3 separate regions of the Mus musculus genome follow, and all the other regions are linked to region 1. The links are chromatin loops, found by intact Hi-C in ENCODE. Cell type or tissue: heart. All regions are shown on one strand.

The links. Hi-C counts contacts between places; a loop is a spot of excess contacts. Peaks named below come from ENCODE experiments on the same cell type or tissue, not always from the same donor. Only the 100,000 strongest peaks of a DNase experiment are listed, where the experiment ranks them.
Region 2: it touches region 1 in a loop (8-fold over the local background); 14 of 42 quality-filtered maps call a loop at or near these places.
Region 3: it touches region 1 in a loop (6-fold over the local background); 12 of 42 quality-filtered maps call a loop at or near these places.

The regions. Positions count from the first base shown.
Region 1 is chr6:29,848,772-29,856,771 of GRCm38, reverse strand. All of the region lies in intron 1 of Ahcyl2 (S-adenosylhomocysteine hydrolase-like 2), which reads right to left. Among named protein-coding and RNA genes, the nearest start is that of Strip2, 64 kb to the left of the region's middle. In heart, no CTCF peak of the experiment used is centred here; a DNase peak (open chromatin) is centred at 3,481; H3K4me3 peaks cover 603 bases; H3K27ac peaks cover 1,648 bases.
Region 2 is chr6:30,078,290-30,086,289 of GRCm38, reverse strand. All of the region lies in intron 1 of Nrf1 (nuclear respiratory factor 1), which reads right to left. Among named protein-coding and RNA genes, the nearest start is that of Nrf1, 34 kb to the right of the region's middle. In heart, a CTCF peak has its summit at 4,738 (motif pointing right); no DNase peak of the experiment used is centred here; H3K27ac peaks cover 1,923 bases.
Region 3 is chr6:29,938,212-29,946,211 of GRCm38, reverse strand. Strip2 (striatin interacting protein 2) reads right to left here. Exons shown (of 21, transcript NM_177204.3): 15 at 7,653-7,750; 16 at 7,049-7,175; 17 at 4,273-4,373; 18 at 1,720-1,786. Among named protein-coding and RNA genes, the nearest start is that of Gm31103, 22 kb to the left of the region's middle. In heart, no CTCF peak of the experiment used is centred here; no DNase peak of the experiment used is centred here.

The DNA.
Region 1 (8,000 bases):
AGGTCTACCTTGTCATTTACTGAGCTTGGGGTTTCCATACTCTGTCCTGACTGTCCTACAAAGGCCCAAGACATATCAGGAAAGAGTATGGCCTGAATCCTCCATCAATCTCAGGGCACACACGACCCTTTGCTGGTGATTACTAACAATGGGCATTGGGTGGCAGGGTACAACTCTGCTCTATGTTCCTCCAGAAAATGCATGTGAGAGGCCTCTGTGTCCTTCAGCAGCAGAGCCATTGCAGTAGTGAGTTCATTACATTAATCTACATACTGAAAAGTAAGGCAGACATTTGTTAAAAATTTCTTGACATTTTGTCTGCACGTTGGATCTGGCTCCAGAGTTTTTTATTGGAGATTAAAAGGCACTTCTACAGTTTGCAGGTGAGATCTGAAAATCTATAGGCAATGCACCAGAGGTGCATAGGGCTAGCTGCTGGCTAAGCAGTTATCAGTGTCACCTTCAGACCAGATCAGAAGCTAATGACTTGGGCAGTATCTGAAAGAAAGCCTCAAAAGTCGAAGAAAGAACAACTGAGCTCATGGCATTACTGAAGATAAGCCTCTCTCTTCTGGTCTGCACTTCTTTCCTACTGATTAAAGAGATTTTCCTGTCTTTTTGTGTGTGTGTTTTGTTTTTTTAAATAAAGGCCAAATGAGAGAGATACATCAAAATATTTAAAATGCCCTCCATACACTAGGAAGCCCTTGGTCACATGCCTTAAGAAACAGTCCTAAGTCCCTTAGGAGAGCTTTCTGTCCACATAAGCAGAGAGGCAAAAGGAGCAGTCTCGGGAGAAGCTCTTTTTGAGCAGACATGTTATCTGGGGACAACGAGGAGGACTGCTCTTTACACAATGTAAATTACGAGAACCTTTGTTTTGCTCTGGAGTGGTATGGCTGTGTCCAGTAGGGTTCTCCTGTAGTACTCCTTTTCAGAAACGAAATTTAGTGTCTCGCTATGGTCCCTCCTATAACAAAACCAAATTTCCTACTCTTTAGGTTATTACTAAGTTGCTGGAGATTCAAAAACAAAGAACAAAATCAAAACACGAGTTAAAAACCTAGCCAGAGAATGAAGAGAGTAATTTCCATTAGTCCAAGTCACTGCATTTGAAATCGTCTTACGAATACAACTGCTTTCCATCAGATATCTTTTAAATGAGCGCAATACTAAAAATTACTAAAAACAATACCAATAGCATCTATAAAAATGACATACATAGGCTGGAGAAATGGCTCAGTGGTTAAGAATACCTGCTGCTCTCTCAGAGGCCCTGGGTTCAATTTCCAGCATTCACATAAGATAGCTCGCAACAGCCTATACCTCTAGGTCCTGGGGATCTGTCATCCTTTCCTGGAATCAGCTGGCACCTGCAAACCTGAGGTGAGCATACAGACAAGCAGGCACACACACAGATGTGAAAGAAGCAAATCTCTTTTTTAAATGACAAATTGTCACCATTTGTTCTGAGATAGGACCAGCTAGAGCCCAGGCTAGCCTCACAATCACAATATACAGGTAGAATTTTCTACTGTGCCTTTGTTACATCTGCTATATACTTAATCTTATTATTTTAATAGTTATCTCTTTAAGTCCCTAACTCTATAAACTAAAGAGAATTTAGAATGCATTATAAAAGTTTAACAAGTTTATAATAGGGAAATACATAGACAGGGTCCAAGAAGTCCAAGGAGTTATAAGAAACCAGTCAGGACACTAAGGAGTTTTTTCAAATCAACAGTTAAGGGACTGGTGATAGATCATCGAACAGAAACCCCTGCAGCCGAACTAGATATATTTCCCAGAAGGGAGAACTGACTCCTGCAAGTTGTCCTCTGACTTACAAATGTGTGTTGTGACAGTGAACACCTCCCCTCATAACAAAATGTAATTAAGAGAGTTTTTAAATCAACAGCCGACTTGCCACTCTTTGTTTTTGAGATAGGACCAGCTAGAGTCCAGGCTGGCTTCAAACTCACTATGTCGCTAAGGCTGGGCTTGAACTCCTGAGTTTCCGCTGCTACCCTGCAAGTGCTGGGATGACAGGCCTGTGCCACCATGCTTCACAAGGTTGGTTTTATGTGCTAGTTCTTATTAACAAATATCAACTTAAAATTATTTTACTAAAACTATTTATCAGGCAAATATGGTATCTGGGAACACTGTATGAAGAGAAGTAAAACTCTTGCCTTGTAGCAATACACTTGCTACAAGGAGCTGACTAAAAAAGACAGGGAAGGGAGAAATGGTTAGATTTTCTAGATACTGGAGAATGTAACATTTTATAAGTTCTAGTTTTGTGTCTTCCTTTACCCATATTCTTTTTTATTTTATACCCACGAAGCACAACTTAACATTAACTTTAAAGAGAATACAAAACAATCAAAGAACAATCCATCTGCTCAGTACATCAATCAGCATAGTAGGTCAGCACCCACCACCGGGCAGTCCGCTGCTCCGGCCTACCTGCTTTTACCTCCCCTTCCCTAGACTCTCTGGCAATTACCACACAGGAGAGACCCAGTGCACAGGAGGTAATCAGAAGATAGTGGCTGTTTGCCCAGCCTAGATCCCAGCAGTGGTCCTTGTCCTGTCAGAAGCAGCAGAAGGAGAAAGCAGCAGAACTCACCATCCACTCAGGCATGTGGAAAGCGGAGGTGCCCTCATTACCGTCCCACTTCTCCATAGTGCAGGCTTGGCTAAGGGATGTCCTGAAGCAAAATGGAAAGCTGGTCTGCAAAGGCCAGGGTTACCTGAAGACCACAGAGAACACCACAGGCCCAGTGACTCGGGGGTCAGGGGTTAAAAGAAGCTCTTATCTCTTTTCACAGAAGCTTCCTGTTCAGATCAAGATTCTGAGCCAACCACCTGGCGAATCTCTTACCAGCCAGCCTCAAAACCTCTGCCTACTACTCGGAATCAGAGCGGATGCAAAGCTCTGCACTGCAGTGCCTATAGGGCACTCTAGACCATCGCCTCTGTGCAGACTTCCTTCAGCAACAGGCTGGCTTTCTTCTGAGTATAAGGCCCTAGTTAACTTTCTCCCGCCCCCTCAGGACACGTCACTGCAAGTGCTGATACCAAGATCAATAAAGATCGAGGTCAAGAAGGCACTCCCCTTTCTTGAGAGCTGCTGATTTGGATCAGTACAGTAAACAGGCGTTTCCTTGAAATCGGAGTTCTTTATGGCTTTCAAGTTCAAGCAGCTAGAGAAGCTCCTGGTCTGCTCCCACCAGGGGGCTGGCACCACCACCTATCTCAAGTTAAATTCTTATTGCATCGGAGTTCAGATGAAGTCAGGAAAGATGTTTGGTTTTTTTCTTCCCAAAGCTAAAACTTGTAATGCTGAAAAAAGTTCTGGGACCACAGCTCCCTCTGCTGGCTCCCTGAGGGATGGCACAAGAAGGTCTAAGGGGCCTTTGTTATAGAAACAGCACAATGCTGACTGGAATGTTTCACAGAGGCTAGACAGAACTGCTCGCCAGCCCTTCCCACACACCCCCACCTCCCCAAATCCCGGTCCCAGTGAGGGCATACAGGAGACCCAGGGGTCTCAGACAAGTGCCGAGAAAGTCCAATGCTGATTTTCCCTCATGGGTCTGGGGTCAGGATGAAACAGGATGCCAACACAGTATCCTTTCCTATGTAAACCATCTGATTAGAAAGGATCCCAGTTGTTTCTGCATTATGTTCCCCCATATAAGCTTCCTCTTTTCTGCACATTTCTGAAATTTGTAAAGAAAACGTAACTTGAAAAAATGTGATTGATATACATATCTATATCTATATCTATCTATCTATCTATCTATCTATCTATCTATCTATATACACAAAGCAGATCTATCTGCTTAGTTCGAGAGGATGTTATCTATCCAGTAAGAGGCTGGGAACATAGGGCATGGAAACAAAGGCAGACAGATCTCTATGACTTCCAGACCACCTTGGTCTACACAGTGAGAGCCTGTCTTGAAAAATAAGAGAAGGGCTAGAGAGATGGCTCAGAGTTAAGAGCACCAACTGCTCTTCCGAAGGTCCTGAGTTCAAATCCCAGCAACCACATGGTGGCTCACAACCACCTATGAAGAGATCTGATGCCCTCTTTTGGGTTGTCTAAAGACAGCTACAGTGTACTTACATATAATAAATAAATCTTAAAAAAAAAAAAAGAAAGAAAGAAAAGGAAGAGGAGGAAGAAGAAGGAGGAGGAGGAGACCAGAGAGATGTTAGACCTAGTGGTACATTCCTACAATCCCAGTGTTAGGAGATGAAGGCAAGACGATCAGGAGTTGAAGGTTATTTATTCTCAGTAACATAGTGAGTATGAGGCCAGATTCAAGAAAACAAGAGTACCACAAAAGGGCTGAGAGATGCCAAGGAATAAAGCAGTTGTCCACTGTGTGCAAGGCTGTATGTAGGTTCAGTCCCTGCCATAGGAAGCCCAATAACATAGACCTGAAACACCAGGGACTCGTAAGAAATTAATGCTAGTCATGGTGACACATGCTTATCATCCTAGCACTCGGGAAGCAGAGGCAGGCAGATCTCTGAGTGTGAGGCCAGCTTGGTCTACTTACAGAGTGAGTTCCAAGCCAGCTGGGGCTACATAGTGAGATCCCACCTGAAGGAAAAACATTCATTATTGCTATGTGTGTAAAAGATGTGTGTAGGGGAGTATTTGCCAAAGTCCGTGTGTGGAGGTCAGAGGTCAGCTGGTGAGCTGCCTTGCCAGCCCAGCACTATGCTAATCTCTGATGCAAGCTTCATTTCTTTGACGCTAATAATCATACTATAATTATGATTACAGGCTTCCCCCACTTAGGCTTCACAGTTTAAAAGAATGAATCCTTTGGGTATGGAACACAGGGAAGGATTGTAATACCTAGGAAGAGTAGCTGGAAGATGCCAGGGAAGGCAGAACATCAATAACTGACTAGCTAGCGGCCTAGAGCCTGTGAGTTGTATTACCTGCTATCTCCTGTGGTGAAGACCACATGGGTGGCAGCCATGAGCAGGCTGGTTTTGTAATCAGACAATCTTGAGTGAGATGCTGCCACGACTTACCCTCACTATCCCACCAGCTTTCCAATCTAAAAATGAAATAAAACTGCCATCTCCCAGTTTGATAGAGGCTTTGGGAAGAGAACATATACTGAGGCCTTAATGACACCTCATTAGCCACGCCCTTTCCTACCTCAGGCCTCTACTCAAGCAAAATGTGTTTAGTACCTTTACCACCTTCACCCTCACTTATTCAAATTCTCCAAAATTTGGCTGAAATAAGTGTCCTCATGAAACCTCCCCTAAAATGAAGAGTTTCTCTTTTGTTTAATGTTGCTCTTTGGCCACAGCACCATGCCTAGCCATCTTCATCACAACTGTTGCACCCGTGGGCTCACTCCTCATAGACTGCAGGCTTCTTAGGGGCTTAGTCAACTTTGATTTGACTACAGTGCCTGGCTTGCAGGAGAAGCCTAAGAAATGATAATGTAAGTTCTAAAATTCTGTGCGCTGTATGGGTATCTTATAACACTATAGGGAAAACTTATAAAAGTCAATATATTTAAAATGTTTATGCCCATTTTATAAGATTTGGTACATTATTTTATATCTATAAGGATTAATATTACTGACTTATTTCGTGGTGTGGTTTTGAAGGCATTTAATCCTTAATTATATTAAATCTGCAAGGATATATGATCTACTCTCCATTGCTTGATCCAAATCAATTATAAACCATTCTGATCTGTAGCAATAATGGAGCCTTTAAGAACAAAGCAAGGTCAAAAGTCTGTGTTACTGCTGAAGGGGAGCCCAACCCTTAGAATTACATGTCAATGACCACTAATTACCAAACACTCTTGTTTATATTCCTCACATAATGACTGAATAGACAGGGACGACTGCCTTTATGGTCATGTTAAACCATGGAAGCAAATGACTCTGAAGGGAACTAGAATTAGCAATACACTGAAGAAAATATATCATGTTGGCACCCTAAACATAACTTGTGTTTTCTTAGTGTAGGTTTAACTAAAGCAGACTTCATTTGAAAGCTACAGTGTTACTCCCCTTTCTGTACTGTCTCTACAATAAAAAAACAACAGCTATTTCGCCTAGACTTTAGGGCACATTAACTGACATGAACTTTGGAAGACATAAGAGACAGGTATATGTTAGAAACTTGATCCCAATAACTACCCTTCGTTATAATGTATCCTACAAGATCCATTCACAGCCAGAGCAGGAGTGACGCAGACTCCACACATGACTATACTACAACAGCATTTAGGTGAGGGGCTAGCAAGCTCAACAAACTAGACTAACTCTAGAAGCCATCTATATCACAACTCAAGAAGCTTGCTTTAATTCCAAAAACAGCTAAACATCCTGTATGCCAGCTGTGTTCCTACCAGTGGTGACTTCACAGAACAATCACAACCTCTGAGGCTATGCCAAATAACCCAAAGTCAGAGCAAGCACATGCTCACAGTGGAAAAGGCATCAAGGTAGGACTTCTGGAGGTCAAAGTCAGAAAGCACACACATAGAGAAGTCACTATGTGTACAAGCTTCAAGCATTTGGAACCTAGAGCCACAAGGCACAGGGCAATGAATTAGAAAATCCTCGAAGATTGTTCCTGTGACTTCCTATGTCTTGGGCAAATCACCTGATGACTCTCATGACAAACTGAGGGGAAAAGTGGACTATGAAAAGATCCAAACATTCAAGCCCAACATTCAGTATTTCTGATCCACTTAGTGTCTCTGAGGCCATAAGAAAATGCAGTCATGATTCTTTAGTCACAGAAGCTATTGGTTATTAAAGGCTAAAGTTCCTAGCCACCTGGGTTCAAAGATCAATCTACTTAGTTATGAGGTTGGTTTGAATTGGTAGGCCTCAGATGTCCCATACCTGGTTATGGTTTGGATGTGTCGAAGACTTGGTGACCAGATTGTGGTGACCAGCAAAGTGCTCATATGACCATGGATGAAAATCTGAAACCATGACACAAAATGACCTTCTCCTTTATAAGCTGTTTGTGTCAAACATCTTGTCAGAACAGGATGCTACCACGCCTCCTCAAGCTTGAAATGCCAATGATAGCAGGACTTGAGCCCTCCCTCCCGTCTCCCATCCTCACTCATGGGAGGACTCTCACCTCTCAGTTTCCTCATGTTCTGAAACTGGTGAAGATTTAACAGGCTTTAGGTTAGCTCCAACACTTTCTGGGCTATCATCAGGCAAACCAAATACTTTTTAAAGCCTTTGTTACCTCATCTGTTAAAACATGATAACAATACTATTCTTATAACGTTGGTTTTTAAAAAGGTTTTATGTGTGTGAGTATTTGCTTGTATATATGTACATGCACTGTATGTGTCCAGTGCCCGGGGAAGCCAGGGAGGGCAGCAGATCCCCTAGAACTAGAATTATAGATGGCGTAAGCTGCCATCTTGGTAGTGGGAACCAAACCTGGGTACTTAAAGGAGTAAGTGCTCTTAACTGTTGAGCCATTGTTCTAGGCCTTATATTTTTAAAATAAAGATTAATATGCATGTTTACATAAACCCAGTACCAGGAAGCTACACTGGCCTTAACCAGGTATAGCAGAGTAGCATTAGACTGCCTGGCCAAGCCTCTCCACTCACTGTGTAACTTGAACAATTACCTAGTCTCCTTGTGCCTATTTACTCCTCTGTTAAAGGGAAGTTTTGAGAGGATCAAGTAAGTTAATAAGTAAACAGCAGAGTAGGGCACAGGGGCGATGACTCACTGGGTAGTGAGCTTCCTGCCAAGCCTCACAACCTCAGCTCAATGTCTGTAATCCAAATATCCAAACGGTGCAAGGAGAGGACCCACCCCGGGAAGCTGTCCTCTGACCTCCATACAAGTACCACTGCACATATTTTACACACACACACAAACACACACACACACACTCACACACCCCAAACAAACAAACAAAATGATAAATGAAAACAAAACAAAAAAGCAGA
Region 2 (8,000 bases), 230 kb before region 1:
AATGTGATTTGATGTCCTCTTCTGGTGTGTCTGAAGATAGCACCAGTATAATCATATACATAAAATAAATAATCTTTTAAAAAAAAAGAGTTGAAAGTTTAACTTGTATGATAACATCACCTCTCGTCATACAATATTAATGCAATACTAATACAAAGTAAGGTTTGATTGTTGTAGTAGTAGTATATAGCACTGCATATCTAGAATTTACAAAAAGAAATGGCAACCACACATATGCAGAAATAATACCTATATGTAGAAAGAATAAAGATTATTTGTATAAAATTCTTCTTTTATACTGTCCTTGTGACATATTTTTAAAGAAAAAAGGTGAAATGTCTGGTAGGGTCTCTTTTCTATCCTATCTTTGTGTGAGTTTTTCAATATACAAGGGATATATCCTAGCTCCTTGTTGGTACTTATCTAAAGTACAATTTGATATACCTAGTCACACAATTAAACACAATATATAAAAGGAAGATACCAATAAAGTGTTATTTTTCCATTAATTTCACTGTGCTAGTCTGAGACAAATTGCATTTTAGAAATCTGGCTACTTCAAAATTGTTTTTTTAAATGATTTGGGATTAGATGGCATCTAAACTGCTTTTCAAAGGGATCATAATGCTGTGTGCTTGGTATAATGGATTTCAGTTCTTTGCTCCAGAATGTAGCTTGCAGCATGAATCAATAGGGCTGTCTGCTTCTCAGGCTTGTCACTTCCGCCTGGTGCCTCTTTTCTCTCCACCCCCCACCCATCAGCCAGCTTTTCTATCTAGCCTCTTGGAGGCTGTAAAAAGCAAAGGCAGGGGCATCTCATCTGAACCAGAAATAGAGTACTTGTAAATATTGCTATGTTCTCATAAAACCATCAATAAGTAAGGTCATCTAAGCCAGGTATGAATGACATACACGTATTGCTGGATCAGGCCTCCACTTCCTTATTTACTTAACAGAAAAGAATGAAGATGGAAACAGTCCACCACATCCCTAGGTCAACTTTACATGAAAATTTATTTGTTTTGGGCCAAGTGTGGTAGAACACATCCTTAATTTCAGCACTCTGGAGGCAGAGGCAGGTGGATCTCTGTGAGGTCAGCTTGTTCTACATAGTGAGCCCCTGTCTCAAACAAACAAGCAAAATTTATTTATTTTATATCATATGTGTAAGTATTTTGCTTGCATGTATGCATGTGTGTACCACATGTCTGCCTGATGTCCATGGAAGCCAGAAGAGGGTGTTGGATCCCTGCTGACGATGGAATTATGGGCAGCATTGGCCACCATATGGGTGCTGGGAACTGAAACCATGCCCCCTGCCAGAGCAGCAAGTGCTTAATTACTAAGCCATTCCTCCAGCCCCTCTCCCCCAGGGCAGCTTTAGTAAAACTGCTTCAGCTTTTATCCTCAAAGAATCAGATTCTCTGGCTAGCAAAAGTAATGGGAATTACTATTGGGGCGGTGGGGGCAGGGTGAGTAATGAAATAATGTGCATTTTAAAAGACAGCATAGACTCTTATCCAGATATCCAGAACCCCTTAACAAGTTACTTAAAGACCACTAAGCCACAATTCTGCCACTGTCTTTTAAGATGAGAGGAAGAAGAAAACAGTATGTATTCTCTAAAGGGTGATGTGAGGCTTAAATGAATTGACCAACAAAGTCTAGAACACAGTTCCCAACACATAATTGTAATGTTAATTATGATGCAAGCCTACACGCTGGCATCTGCCTTTCCTAGCTCACTTCCCAGTCTCACATGCACTGTTCACTGTGCCTCCTCCATTTCTTCACATCGAGACACCTGTTTGAGGCTTCTGACTCTATCTGAGAACTTTGTGCTATGACACGACATGTTATATTAATCTGAGCAGGAAACACCGTCTTAAGACATAAAGTGAGAACGCCAACACACTTAAAACTTTGTGATAGTGTACAAAATGGAGAAGGGGGGGGGAGGAAGAGGGAGTGCCAGCTCATGTTTTCTGAACCAGAAAAGCAAAATGGTCTATCCCACTACGACAGTGGTGTTCAGCAAACTACCCAAAACTTGATTTAAAAATTATTATTCCTGGGGAGTGGAGAAATAAATAGATCTATGGTTAAGAGTACTGCTCCACCAGAGGACAGGGTTTGGTTCCCAGTACTCACAAGCATCTATAAATCCAGCTCCAGGGTATCTTAAGCTTCTGGTTTCTTCAGGCACCCACCCACATTCACATGCACATGCTCATGCACAGACACTAACTTTAAAAAAATGAGGACATGGCAGCAGTAACAGCAACCTCTGCACTGGCAGGCAGGCTAAGGGATAAAGATCCAGACCAGCCTGGGCTGCATAGTTGAAGGCCAGCTTGATCTGTATCAGCGGTTCTGAGATTGTGACCCCTTTGGGCGTCAAATGACTGTTTCATAGGGTCACCTAAGACCACCTTCATATCAGATATTTACGATTCATAATAGTAACTAAATTAGTTATGAAGTAGCATTTTATGATTGAGAATCACAACATAAGGAACTCTACTAAGGGTTGAAGCATTAGGAAGGTTGAGAATCACTGGTGTATATAAAATGAGACATTACCTCAAAAATATGAATGAGTGAATGAATGAATGAAAGAAACTCTCTATTACCAAACTGTAAGAGGTTGCGAGTGTCTGCTTTTCCCCTGCAGAACCAGGGAGCAGTGGCAGAGAACACAGCAGGACTGTCTTAGTTTCCAGCACCCTGCTGACATGACCTCTATGAAGTACCTAGGGAGCTGCTGGAATTTGGAGGAGCCCATCAAGGGGCTTAAATTCAGTCTAATCCACACATAATGGATGAGATTAAGTGAAGAGTATTTAAAAATCAAGGAGAAAGAAGATCAGGCCAGGAAATCTAATCAAAGCATAACAAAGTATAAAAGAGAGCATTAGTCTAATCAATAGCATTATCATTTCAAAAGAAAAAGGGTAATCAGCAAGAATGGTCTAAAAATCAGTCCAAGCGGTGCCCACAGGGAAAAGAGGCTCAAGTTACACTCCTAGATACATCTGGAACCTAAAATTCTTCACTAAGTTAGAACTCATGCTCAAAAGTCAATGAAATCTTCCAGACCTAAATTATACAATCATAGATAGATAGATAGATAGATAGATAGATAGATAGATAGATAGATAGATAAGATGCTCGGTGGGTAAAAGGTATTTGCCACCAAGCCTGACAACCTGAATTCAGAGGGCTCCTGCAAGTTGTCTTCTGATATTTACACCATGGCATGTGCACACATAAAAAATATAAATATAATTTTTATAATTAGAAGAACTAATGAAGTCAGGTGGCAGTGGCACATGCTTTTAGTTCCAGGACTAGAGAGGCAAAGAAAGGCAGGCAGATCTGTGCATTTGAGGCCAACCTGGTTTACAGAGTGAGTTCCAGGACAGCCAGGGTTACAGAGAAACTGTGTCAAAAAATCAAAACCAAACCAAAGCAAACAAAACCAATCAGCACCATAGCACCCAAACCCTAATGCTACCAAACAGAACATAGAGGTGAATACAGAGCTGACAAAGCAGCAAGCGAGGGGGAGAGGCGAGAAAGTAGGCAGGAGCAATGCAGCCCAACCTTCAAGATGAAGAAAGCTGCAGATGAGATGGATTAATATTACCATATAATTATTAGAAAAGGAGCAGACAGGAATGGAATAGTGGAACTTACTCACAGGGAGTCAGTGTGGTATAAAGTACTAAAGGGAAAATTACAGGAGTAAGTGTGGGATTTAAGGTTAGCAAGTGACCAATAAGAAGTCAGCCTACACAGCACGCAGGCAAAGGATGACTGGTGCATCTGGGGAGATGGCAAGGAGGGCTGCAGTCAACATTCACTCTGCTCAGGTCATTATGTAAGTCACAAGTTCCATGCAGATCACTTACTCCTGTAATTTTCCCTTTAGTGCTTTAGACCAGGGGTAACTGAAACCATAAGAAACAAAACCATGGGGTGAGGGCTGCCATGCCTACCTATCCTATACTGAAAATCACTGACAGGTAGTGACCACATTCTCCTGGGTGGTCAGTACTCATAGTTCTATTATTACTAGTGCTGGTACTACTAGGACAACAACAACGACAATGACTACGACTACTGCTTCTTAGACACGGGCCCCAAGATCTGGACAGTCTTCTCTCTATCCACCTCATAGCCACTTCAACACAGAGCCTCACTGCTCCAATATGGTGGCTATGAGTACACTCTGAAGCCACAGTAGTGGCTCTGGCACTTACTAACATATTACACAAGTTTCATTTGGTGTCTTTGCTCTAGTTTCATCATATATAGGTGGAGAACAGATAGAATTGTCGTGAAGCCCAAATGAGTTGCTCATACTCACCAATGGGGTGTGCATGCAATGATTCACAAGTTCACACATAACTGCAGGTATAAAGCTGCCTCAAGTTATACTATACTTCTTTCCTTTTAAAGAAGAAATAATGCTTACAGATCACTTTAAGAGTTTTGACCACACATACAGAGACCTATATCAAAAAGCAAGTCTTCAGTTGCTGTTTTTAAATCTTGGGTCCTTTGGAGAATGGTAAAATATACAGACAGGGAGGGAAAGCACGAGAGGAAGAAGTGGGGGTGGGGATGGTGGGAAGGAAGGAAAGAGACTTGCAAAATTGTTTTAGGGCTCTTTGACTGTAACCAAATGAAAATCAGAACATTCCAAGACTGCATTGCTTCAAAGTGTAAGCACTAGATGGTGCCACAACCAAAGGAAAAAGTGAAGTGTGGAGAATACACAGGGAAGGCCAAGTCCTTAAAATGTTCAACTAGAACACACCTCCACAGAAAAGAATAGTTAGGGCTAGAGAGATGGCTCACTGGTGAAGAGCATTTGGTGCCGTGCAGAGGACTCAGGTTAGATTCCTAGTAGCTCACCCCAGTTTCAGGGGATCCAATAGGCACGCACATAGCACACATTCATATGTGCAGGCAAAACCATTTCTACACAGAAAGTAAATAAACACATTTAAATCTTTAAATAACGACCAGTTAGGCTAATCCACTTCACCAAATGCTTTAAAGACATGCCTACTCTTTTGTAGGCTCTAGACTTTGCCAACTAACAGAACTTTCAGCAGTGACATTTTTGACCTGTCATGTACAAGGTTAACAGCCACTACATACCTGAAGCCATTGACCATATTGAAATGTGACTATTGTGACTTAAGGATTAAAGGTTTCAAGTCAATTTAACTTTAATAATGTTTATGTTAATGTGGTTTTTAGCTTCTATAATGAATGGGGCAGTCTACATTCTATTTTTATTTTGAAAGGACTTGCTTCTTTTTTTTTTTTAAAGATTTTTTATTTATTATTATATGTAAGTACACTGTAGCTGTCTTCAGACACTCCAGAAGAGGGAGTCAGATCTCGTTACGGATGGTTGTGAGCCACCATGTGGTTGCTGGGACCTGAACTCCGGACCTTCGGAAGAGCAGTCGGGTGCTCTTACCCACTGAGCCATCTCACCAGCCCGACTTGCTTCTAATTATAGACCACTATATCATTGTCTCATGGGCTGGTCCAGGGTCCCCCAGCACATATGTCTGGCCTCAGTGAGAGAGGATGACCTAATTCTGTAGACTTGATGCCCCAGGAAGGGAGATGCCTGGGGACGGGGGTAAGGATACAAAATCAAAAGCCTTTATTTCCTATAAAGATCTTACATACCACACAAAGGCTTAAACCTCTAGATTATAATAGTTTTAAAATCATGTGTATGTGTACACATGAATATGCATGTGTATGCTGGTGCCCACAGAGGTCACAGGGGTGGTGTCAGAACCAACCCCTGAAACTACAGTTCCAAGTGAGGCATCTGTTGTGGGTACCGGAAACCAAAATCTAGTCCTCTGGAATTCTCCTACTGCTAAACTGTTTCATTTCTCTAGGCCCTATAACAACTTTTATTAAAGTACCTACTGAAAGGCTGAGTCAATAAGAAAGTAGGCAGTGCCATTTTTTAAAAAGGAACAGTCGCATTCTAGCAAGAACCGTCAAGGGCTAAGTAAAGCAACGCCGTGAGGACAGGGCTGTCAGGCAGTGTGAAGGACACAGTCTTTAGGCTCCAGAATGACAGAAAAGTGCTACAGCTTGAGAAAGCACATGGCATGGGACAGAGGTGACAATGAACACCCAGACAGCAGACACTGAGGGAGTTTGTAACCAAAGCCAACACAGCCCTCTGTGTTCAATCTTTCACACCAGATTCTTTAAGCAACTTACTACACAAAAATGTGGCTAATGCTCACCCACCTGTCAGAGGGGAAGCACTCTTCTACTCTCAGTACTGCAGCACCGCTTACAGCCAGTATCTGGCACAGAACCCCCAATGAAATAGGTGACAATGATAAAAAGAATTAGGAAGATGTATTTTTTGTCAAGTACAGTGCGTAGCACAGGCCTTTAATACCAGCCCTCAGGAGGCAAAGGCATGTAGATCTCTATGAGTTCCAACCAGCTAGAGCTACATAGTAAGACCCTGCTTCAAGAAAAAGATAGAAAGGGAAATAAACATGGGTCGCCAAAGCTTTCTATGCCTTGTTTAGAAGGCTATGGAAGGGAAGTATGAGCAATCACTTGGTGACTGAGTCCAACACAGCTAGCTACTCTGGCTCTTCCAGCTTGGTCGGCAAGCACGGTAAGTTCCAGGCCAGTCAAGGATACATAGTAAGACCCTGTCTCAAGAGAGGCAGGGGTAGGGAGGAAGGGAGGAAGGGAAGAAGGGAGGGAGGGAGGGAGGGAGGGAGGGAGGGAGGGAGGGAGGGAAGTAGGGAAAGAAGGAAAAGAAAATACATTTCAAACACATAAATGCTTAAAAGGCAGGCGAGTGGCTAAAGCTATACCTGTTTTGGGAAGGCTGTAGAGGGGAAGTTTGGTGTGATTAACCAACCACTTGGTGACTGGGTCTGAATACAGCTGCTTGGCTCTTTTTGTAGAATAATTGTTTGTCTGCAGCTGCTCCCAAATTACCAAAAATCAAATAAATAGCTGTCATGTGATAGCAGGATTAAAGGCTGCCTCAATTTCCATTAAGGAGAAATAACATAAATGGCCACAAGCACCGCCCCTCAGTCTGAGACCAGCACAAAGGCCACTTTTATTCAGACCCCGTACACTGTGAAATAGCATTGTGGCCTGGCTGCTTCTGGGGCAGGCCTCCCTTAATTCTGCTGGATCTGTCACCATACAATCAACACTCACGGAAAGCTGTTTCCTAATTTCTGAAAAACAGTTCAATGCATGAATTTTCTTCTCTCTCTCTCTCTCTCTCTCTCTCTCCCTCATTGGTTCTTTGTTGTTTTGTTAGTTTTTTTGTTGTTGTCGTTTTTGTTTGTTTGTTTTTTTGAGACACAGTCTCACTATGTAGCTCTGGCTGTCCTGGAACTCACTATGCAGACCAGGCCTGCCTCGAACACACAGAAATCCACCTGCCTCTCTGTCTCTTGGGTGCTGGGATTAAAGAAAGGCATGAGCTACCACAGCAACCTCTTTGGGGAGTGTCACTACATAAAACAAGCTGGCCTTGTACTCAGTAGCTAACCTTGAGCACCAGACCTTGCTGACTCCACACCCCTGTGCTGGGTTGTAGGTATAGGCTCAATGATACTGTCATGACTTTAAATTGAGATAACTGGGGGCTGGTGAGATGGCTCGGTGGGTAAGAGCCCCCGACTGCTCTTCCAAAGGTCCGGAGTTCAAATCCCAGCAACCACATGGTCGCTCACAACCATCTGGAGATCTGACTCCCTCTTCTGGAGTGTCTGAAGACAGCTACAGTGTACTTACATATAATAAATAAATAATAATAATAATAAAAACATTAAAAACACACAACACACACATACACACAACCAGAAAAACAAAAACAAAAACAAATGTGAGATCTAAATTGAGATAACTGAGCCAATGAGTTCTTTTCTGCATAAAATTAGGAGGTTAGCTCAATTAGT
Region 3 (8,000 bases), 89 kb before region 1:
TCTTGTTTTCGAGACATGGTTTTTCTGTGTAGCCCCGGCTGTCCTGGAACTCACTCTGTAGACCAGGCTGGCCTGGAACTCAGAAATCCGCCTGCCTCTGCCTCCGGAGTGCTGGGATTAAAGGCGTGTGCCACTATACCAGGCCAATAGTAGAATTTTAATGCTACTATGTCCACTGTTTATGGGATAAAATATTCCTTCCAAATTTTAATCTCAGAGACATCCTTTCCTACTTTATCTTTCCTAATTTATCTTATGTGTAAGGCATTTGTCTGCATATGTATTTTTTGTACCATGTGCACACAACAGTATTAGAGGACAGAAGACATCAGATCTTCAGAAACTAGAATTACAGATGGCTGTAAGCTGCCATGAAGCTGGGTCCTCTGGACCAGCAGACAGTGCACTTAACTACTGAGCCATCTCTCCAGGCCCAACTTTGCTATTTCCAATTATAAATTCTTAGCAGTTAACTTCTCCATCTATAAAATTGGGCAAGATGTGGTGGTACATGTCTTTTATCCTAGCACTAGGAAGACAGAGGCAGGCAGGTCTCTATGAGTTCAAGGTCAAGCTGGTCTACTTAGCAAGTTCTTGGACATCCAGGGCTACATAGAGAGACCCTGTCTCAAACAAAAGAAAACAAACAAAATAGTAACATTAACTTTATAGGGTTGTTTTACAGATTCAATACTAGCATGTTAACAATAAAAGTTAGATACGTTTTTACATCTCTGTAAGAGTAAAAACCTTCCAGCTTCCTTGGCTGCTCAGTAGCAAAGCATGAGCTAGCCACGACTTTTCAGGGCATGGATCTTAGACTCATGTCTAGTTTAGGGTCTGTGACAAGTCAGTCCATCCACTGAGCACTTGCTTCTCATCTTTGACATAGAAAGAAGTGAGTCAAACGGTTGACGTGTCCCCTGCTTCAAATCAGCTTCTGCGGGCTTATAAAACCTGCACTACAAGAGGAATTTTTCTCTTTTTCCATAATATACTTTCCTGACCCAGCATTTTGTAAGTATTAAAGTTGGGGGACAAAGGGCTGTAGCACCCATGGGTGAATAACATCATTAGTATTATTGAGGTCTTCAAAGTACTAGACATAGTGTTAGTGTCTGAAAAGCTGTGGTAATATAGCTTAAAGTAGATAGATGCCTTATCTTAAACACGATTTGGCCAGGCAGTTTCAGAAAATTCAGAATATTTCAGAGGAACTTTTCTGATTTGCCTAGGCCTGCTTCAGGATGAAGATCTTCCTGGGCAAGGAATTTTCCAAGATGCATACTGCTGGGCTTGATAACTAACATAAAAATGAGAAGCAAATTGCCTACAGCGCAACTTAATACAAAGAAGATGGAGTGTGTGTGTGTGTGTGTGTGTGTGTGTGTGTGTGTGTGACACACATCAGAACATCAGAAGAGATTCTCTGGCTAATTAGCATAGATATTGTGTTCCAGTCTCATTATCTTTCTAAATTCCCTCTCCTCCTCAGTGTTTTCCACTGACTCTCCTCTCCTCTGTAAGATGCTAGGCTCAGCTTTTCCAAACCCTTCAGCAGCTTTAAACCCTTGCCAACCTCTGTGCTCTTGCCAATATGCCTTCATTGATCTCAGACTTCCAAACCATGGCATCATGGGGCCAGAGAAGACATGAAAAAGCAAATGCCAGCCTCTGCCATCAGCCAATTTCAAAGGCCACAAATCCTCATCTGCTTACCAGACTCTCGGTAGTAAGCTCTGGCAAATCCTGGATGGTGCAGCACGGGTAATCCAGCACTGAAATGCTGCAAGATGCAGAGATAAGGACAAGCTTTAGGTAAACAGCAACAGCTGGAAGTGCCTACCTCTGAAAAGGGCAGGAGTTATTCCTCCCCTGCAGACTTATATGTTTCTCAGATTGCTTCATGCCCTTCGCTGAAATTGAGGGCACTCGTGCTGGGCAACTCTACCCTCATCTCCTCAGCCACAGAGGAACCATGGAGTTCGTTTAGGTTGGTCCTATCTGATACATGCAAAAAAAGTTAAAGCAGAAAGACAGACCCATTCCTTCTTAGCTCTCTTGGGTTCTTTAGGGAATATGTAAACTTAGGTTCATTTGCCTCTGTGTTTAAGTGTGTATGTGAATATAAAAGTATTCCCAGAGATGCTGCCCAAACACACTCCATTAAATAATCTGTGGTTATGAAGATGAAAAGAAGATCTCTTGGCTTTTTTCCTGATCCTTCTGAAAGCCAGGAACTCCGGGGGTAACTTCCAATGCCACCCTCAAGGAAGCTCGAAGCACAGGGCTGCTGCTTATTGCATTGCTGATCAAACAGTAGCTCAAGACTGATATGTAATAATGTTTGTCACCAAACAGTGGGAATTGCAAGAAAGCTACAAGCTCCTCAGTGAGCCAAGGGAATCAGGCTTGGGTCAGGAAAGGAAATAAGGCACACACAGCAATAGGAACACAGTCACTCAATAAGGGCTGGTTTTGTTTCCTTTCCCCTTTACGAGTACAATGCAGAATTTGGGCTAGTTAATGTCTAATGTTCCTTCTATTTCCAGTGCTCAATGAAATTTCAACCCTGTGGTGGTTTGAATAGGTCTGTCTGTCTGTAGGTCGGCATGCTGCCCACCATGATAATGAACTAAACCTCTGAAACTGGAGGCCAGCTCCAACCAAATGCTTTTCTTTAGAAGAGTTTCCTTGGTCATGGTGTCTCTTCACAGCAATGAAAGCCTACTTTTCTGATACAGGGACTCTCACTAAACATGGAGCCCAATAATTTGGCTATGCTAGATGGCCAGTGAGCGCCAAGATTCTGTCTGTCTCCACCTCCCTAGCGCTGGGATCATAGATGTATACTGCCACACCCAACTTTTTTTTATGAGTTCTAGGGCTCAGAACTTACGTCTTCATGTTTATGTGGCCCTTTATTGGTGAATCCATCTTTGTTCATAATCTTGAGCAAACCAATTCACTTTTCTGTGAATTTATCTGACTTTATCTCCTAACTGGCAAGATGAGAACAAAACTGGTACTATTTCTTAGCACTGCCAATGTTAAGTGAAATTATTGATGTAAAAATATCATATTTTGAGTGCCTGAAAAATACAGAAGTGGATGCTGACAGCCATCCATTGGCCTGAGCATAGGGTCCTGAATAAAGGAGCTAGAGAAAGGACCCAAGGAGCTGAAGGGGTTTGCAGCCCCATAGGAGGAACAACAATATGAACTAACCAGTTCCTCCAGAGCTCCCAGGGACCACCAGTCAAAGGAAACACATGGTGGGACTCATGGCTCTAGCTGCATACATAGCAGAGGATGGCCTAGTCGATCATCAATGGGAGGAGAGGCCCTTGGTCCTGTGAATGTTCTATGCCCCAGGGAAGGGGACTGCCTGGCCCAGGAAGCAGGAGTGGGGTGGGTTGGGGAGTAGGGGGTGGGGGGAAGGGGGTAGGGGATTTTCGGAGGGGAAACTAGGAAAGGGGATAACATTTAAAATGTAAATAAAGAAAATAACTAATAAAAAATAAAAAAAATAAGCTTGCTTCTGAGTGAAGTCTGCTCCCGGCAAAGCTTCTCATATTTAAAAATACTAGCAAAAGCATGTCTTTGTCCCTAAAATGATAATAGAAACATCAACTAATCTATAAAATTATAGAAGCTGCATTTACATGCAGCCACAGTCTGCAAAATTTTAATTTTGCTGCATTCAATTGCAACTTTTTCACTTACCTGACTGCCCCCAATAAAAAAAGAACATCTAGCCTTCAAAAAAAAATCATATTTTGGGCCAGCAAGATAGCTCAGCTCCTAATGCTAATACAGACAGCCAGAGTTTCATCCCCAGGACACATTTGGTGAAGAAGAGAACCTATTTCTGCAAGTTGTCTTCTGACCTCCACACCCATGCTTTGACATGTGTGTACCAATGAAAATAAAAATTAAAAAAGGAACAAATTTAAAAGCTCTAAGAAAGGAGGGACTAGGGCTGGAGAGATGGCTCAATGGTTAAGGGCACTGACTGCTCTCCCAGAGGTCCTGAGTTCAATTCCCAGCAACCACATGGTGGCTCACAACCATCTGTAATGGGATCCAATGACCTCTTCTGGTATGTCTGAAGACAGCTACACTGTACTCATGTAAACAAACAAACAAACAAATCTTTAAAAGAAAAAGAAAGGAGGGACTAATGATATAAGAAGAAATTAAAGGTGCAGAGATGAAGGAATTTTCTCAGTTATCCAAAGTACTCCCTTGAAATCCGTCCAGAGCCCATACCTGTTTTTGGCAGTGATATAGGACAGGATGTTTTGATTGAAGAACTTCAGGATCAAGGGGATGCAGTTGGCAAACACTAAATGTTGTGATACATATTCAAACTGAATTAAAAGATCAAAGCAGAAAAGTTTGCTTATTTGGGGGAAGATATGAAGCATGTATTTGAAAAAAAAAAAGACAGGAAAGTACAAATATAAATCCACTCATAAGAATATCTACTGTCGCCGGACGTGGTGGCGCAGGTCTTTAATCCCAGCACTCGGGAGGCAGAGGCAGGCAGATTTCTGAGTTCGAGGCCAGCCTGGTCTACAAAGTGAGTTCCAGGACAGCCAGGGCTACACAGAGAAACATTGTCTCGAAAAACCAAAAAAAAAAAAAAAAAAAAGAATATCTACTGTCTATTGTTTTATCAGTCTGTCAGTCTCTGAAATGGGGATACTCACATTCAGCCAGCCTATCTTACTTACAGACTATCTTATAATCTGCAGTGGATGCTACTAGCTTTTGATCAAAAACACAGTAAACATACAAGAAAGAAAGAAAAAACAACAAGCATACTCTACAAAAAAAAAAGCAAGAATTGCTGTGACTTTTTTTCCTAAGCCCAGTGGGAAAGAAAGCCTCCCTGAGGGAGCTGGTTTCCATACTCAAGGTCTGGGTTGTAATGCTTCAGCTGTGACTGATATACAGGGACAGGTGCCGCTACCTCTTGGCAACTGCTGGCATCAGTCAAGCTGGAGACAGCACATAGTAACCACTGGAATGTGGTTTCAGTACTCTGTCCAGTACGGGGCCTTATTTCTAATACTTAGACTATCAATGTGTCAGTGAATGAATGAACAAGAGCCTCTTCAGCCAGTCCAGGATGCCTTTGATGAGATAAATACCAGTACTAGGGCTTCTATTTGGCTCTCTTAAATCCATATGGGGTCCATGTCCAGGGAGACCTACTGGGGTAAGTGGCAATAAGAACAAAGGTATAGAGTTAGTCACCCTGGATTTTGTTTATGATGTACGGAGGAACACCAGAAACAAAGGATGCCTCCAAATCTGAGCCTAAGCATGCTGGGACAGTACAGAAACAAGGTAGAAAAGGCAGAGAACTATGGTGTTTTAAAACTGTATCTCTGTGTCATCTGCAAGAAGTAGCCATGGCAGAAGGGTAAGCTGCTTTCTGTTCCCGAGTATGTGGTTAGAGGTGGGAGTCAGCTTATGTCATAACTGCTTCTCTCTCCTAATTGGCATTTCCTCCCTGGAAGCCACCCAAAAGTATTTTCCAAGTTCTAGATAAAGGAGCTAGTACATACGTACTACTGAAAGTGGGAAGTTTTAAAACTCTGAGCTCTGTTCAGGCTTTGTCTGGACTTCCCCACGCTGACACACACTGTGGCCCGGCCATTCAGGACATCTCTCAGTCTGGCTATAGATCTATCTACTGCCCTTCAAGAGAAACACTGGGAAACACATCCTAGTGGATGCTGCTCAGCAAACACAGGATAAAGCCACAGTCTCAGCCCGTGCCGGCCTTCCCTGAACACGACTCTTTCTTTTATCAGGCTTTATTTTGAGTGCTTAGTTGGAAAATGGTGTAAGGCCTCAGGGCAGAAATGAGAAGGGTTCCATATTCCCAGGCTCTCTAAAGGAGAAGCTTCCATTCACTTGTCTGCATCTTGTCCTTGTACCTTGGTAATGCCTACAGCCCAAGGCAAACAATGCCTTTGTGGGAAAGCAAAGCAAAGTCTTGACTTTAACCCTAATCTCCCCACTTGAGATAAACCAGAGTGCAGTCTCAGAAGGCAGAGGTAGGAGGATCTCTGTGACTTTGAGGCCATCCTAGTCTACATAATGAGTTCCAGGACAGCTACACAGTGAGACTCTGTCTCAAAACCAAACCAAACCAGCAATAACAACTAAAGAAAAAAATTACCCAAAAATGCCACCAGTCCCCACCCCCCCCCCAAAAAAAACCAGGGATAAAATAAGGATTCCTAGAGGTGAGAAGCTCACAAAAGCTCTGTTGGATGTCAAGCACAATATAGGTATTTCATAATCATGTGTTATCAGATATACGATCCCTGATGATCCCTGTGGCTTCACATATCAGCCGATCATCTCTATCACCCCACTCAGAGGCAGAACTCCAGCAACATTTAATTAGTTTCCAAAAGCTCTCTGCTGTTTCACCTCTGAGCTTTCACATATTGGACTTTCTGCTTGAGCTGGGTTTTCTCTTTCCTGATAAGTCTCATTTCCTGGCTAACATCTGTTTCTCTGAGACTTAGGTTAAAAGTCAACTCTTCTCTACCTCAGGTTGGATTAGGTATTTCAACAGTGCCTATCTGTATCACACCACTCTACAAGTGGGCGTTTATGGATCTGTTACAAGACTGTGTGGCTTGTAAGAGTCTGATCTGTGTCTCATTTAGAATTAGATCTGATTCAGAATAGTGCTTCACTTACAGACAAGTATGGCCAATGTGCCCAGGGACCTTTCTTGAATGGCTGAACTGATTCTAACTAGCTAGGAGTATTCTTAAGAATCCCTAGCCAGACCTGGAGCTAACTTACAAAGAATATAGACTTTTGTATCTTTCTAGGATGGCTCCCCACATCCCACTCCATATCCCACCATACACTCATGCCACAAGTAGCTGGACTCTCTCATTCAGGACAAACAAAGGCCAAGTAAAATACACAGCAGTACAAGACTTCCTGTGTGGCCCCTATGGCATGAGGAATACTTGGAGCTTGAAATGTAGCGTCCCTAACTGCTCACCTGGTAGATATGGTTGAGTTTGAAGTGTTTGAGAAGTAGAAGGAGCAGGGCAGAGATACTCTTTACAATGATTTCCTTGTGTCTGTTCACGTCAATGCCTAGCTTCATGCTCTGGAGAACAGTTACACTACAAGGGGAAGATGAAGCATTAGTACAAAGGTAGGGATGGATGGAGGCCTAGGGATGAAAGACCCAAGTAGTTGGGCTACACACACACACACACACACACACACACACACACACACACACACACACACACGTCTATATCTATAGTCAGAATATATATATAGTCAGAATTTAGGAAACCTGAACTTCTCTGCTAGGGAAATCTCTGAAGTTCCCATTTAGGAATCTATCCAGGAGAAAGCTTTCATGATCTTTTTGTTCATGTGTCCAGTCTCTGGCAAACTTATCCACTGGTGCTGTCTACTCATGTATCTGGCGGCTACTCATATATCAGCACTGAGGTTTTCTGTTGGACCCTAGTTCTGAGTTCCATAGAGCTCAGTAGGTAGAAGGCCATGCAGAAAAGGAAAGACTTCTCTTCAGACAACTCCTGTTACCACAGTGCGGAGGGACAGAGGCCTGAAGACGAGACACTCACGGCATCTCTTCAGGCAGGACATCTGCCAGGATATTGATAGAGTCTGTCTTAGCCTTGGAGGTGGGAGCTGCAGCCAGCAGAATCTTAAGCAGTGCAATCTAGGAGAGAGAAAAAGAGGAAAGCCATCCTTGTCTATCCCACTTTGCGAAATAGTGGTTCTTCCAAACTTCTCTAGCCCGAATGAAAAGTATTTCTTTATATTTTAATTTTTATTTTTTTATGTTTATTTTTGTATGTATATGAGTACATTGTAGCTGTCTTCAGACACACCAGAAGAGGGCATCTGATCACTTTACAGATGGTTGTGAGCCACCATGTGGTTGCTGGCAACTGAACTCAGGACCTCTG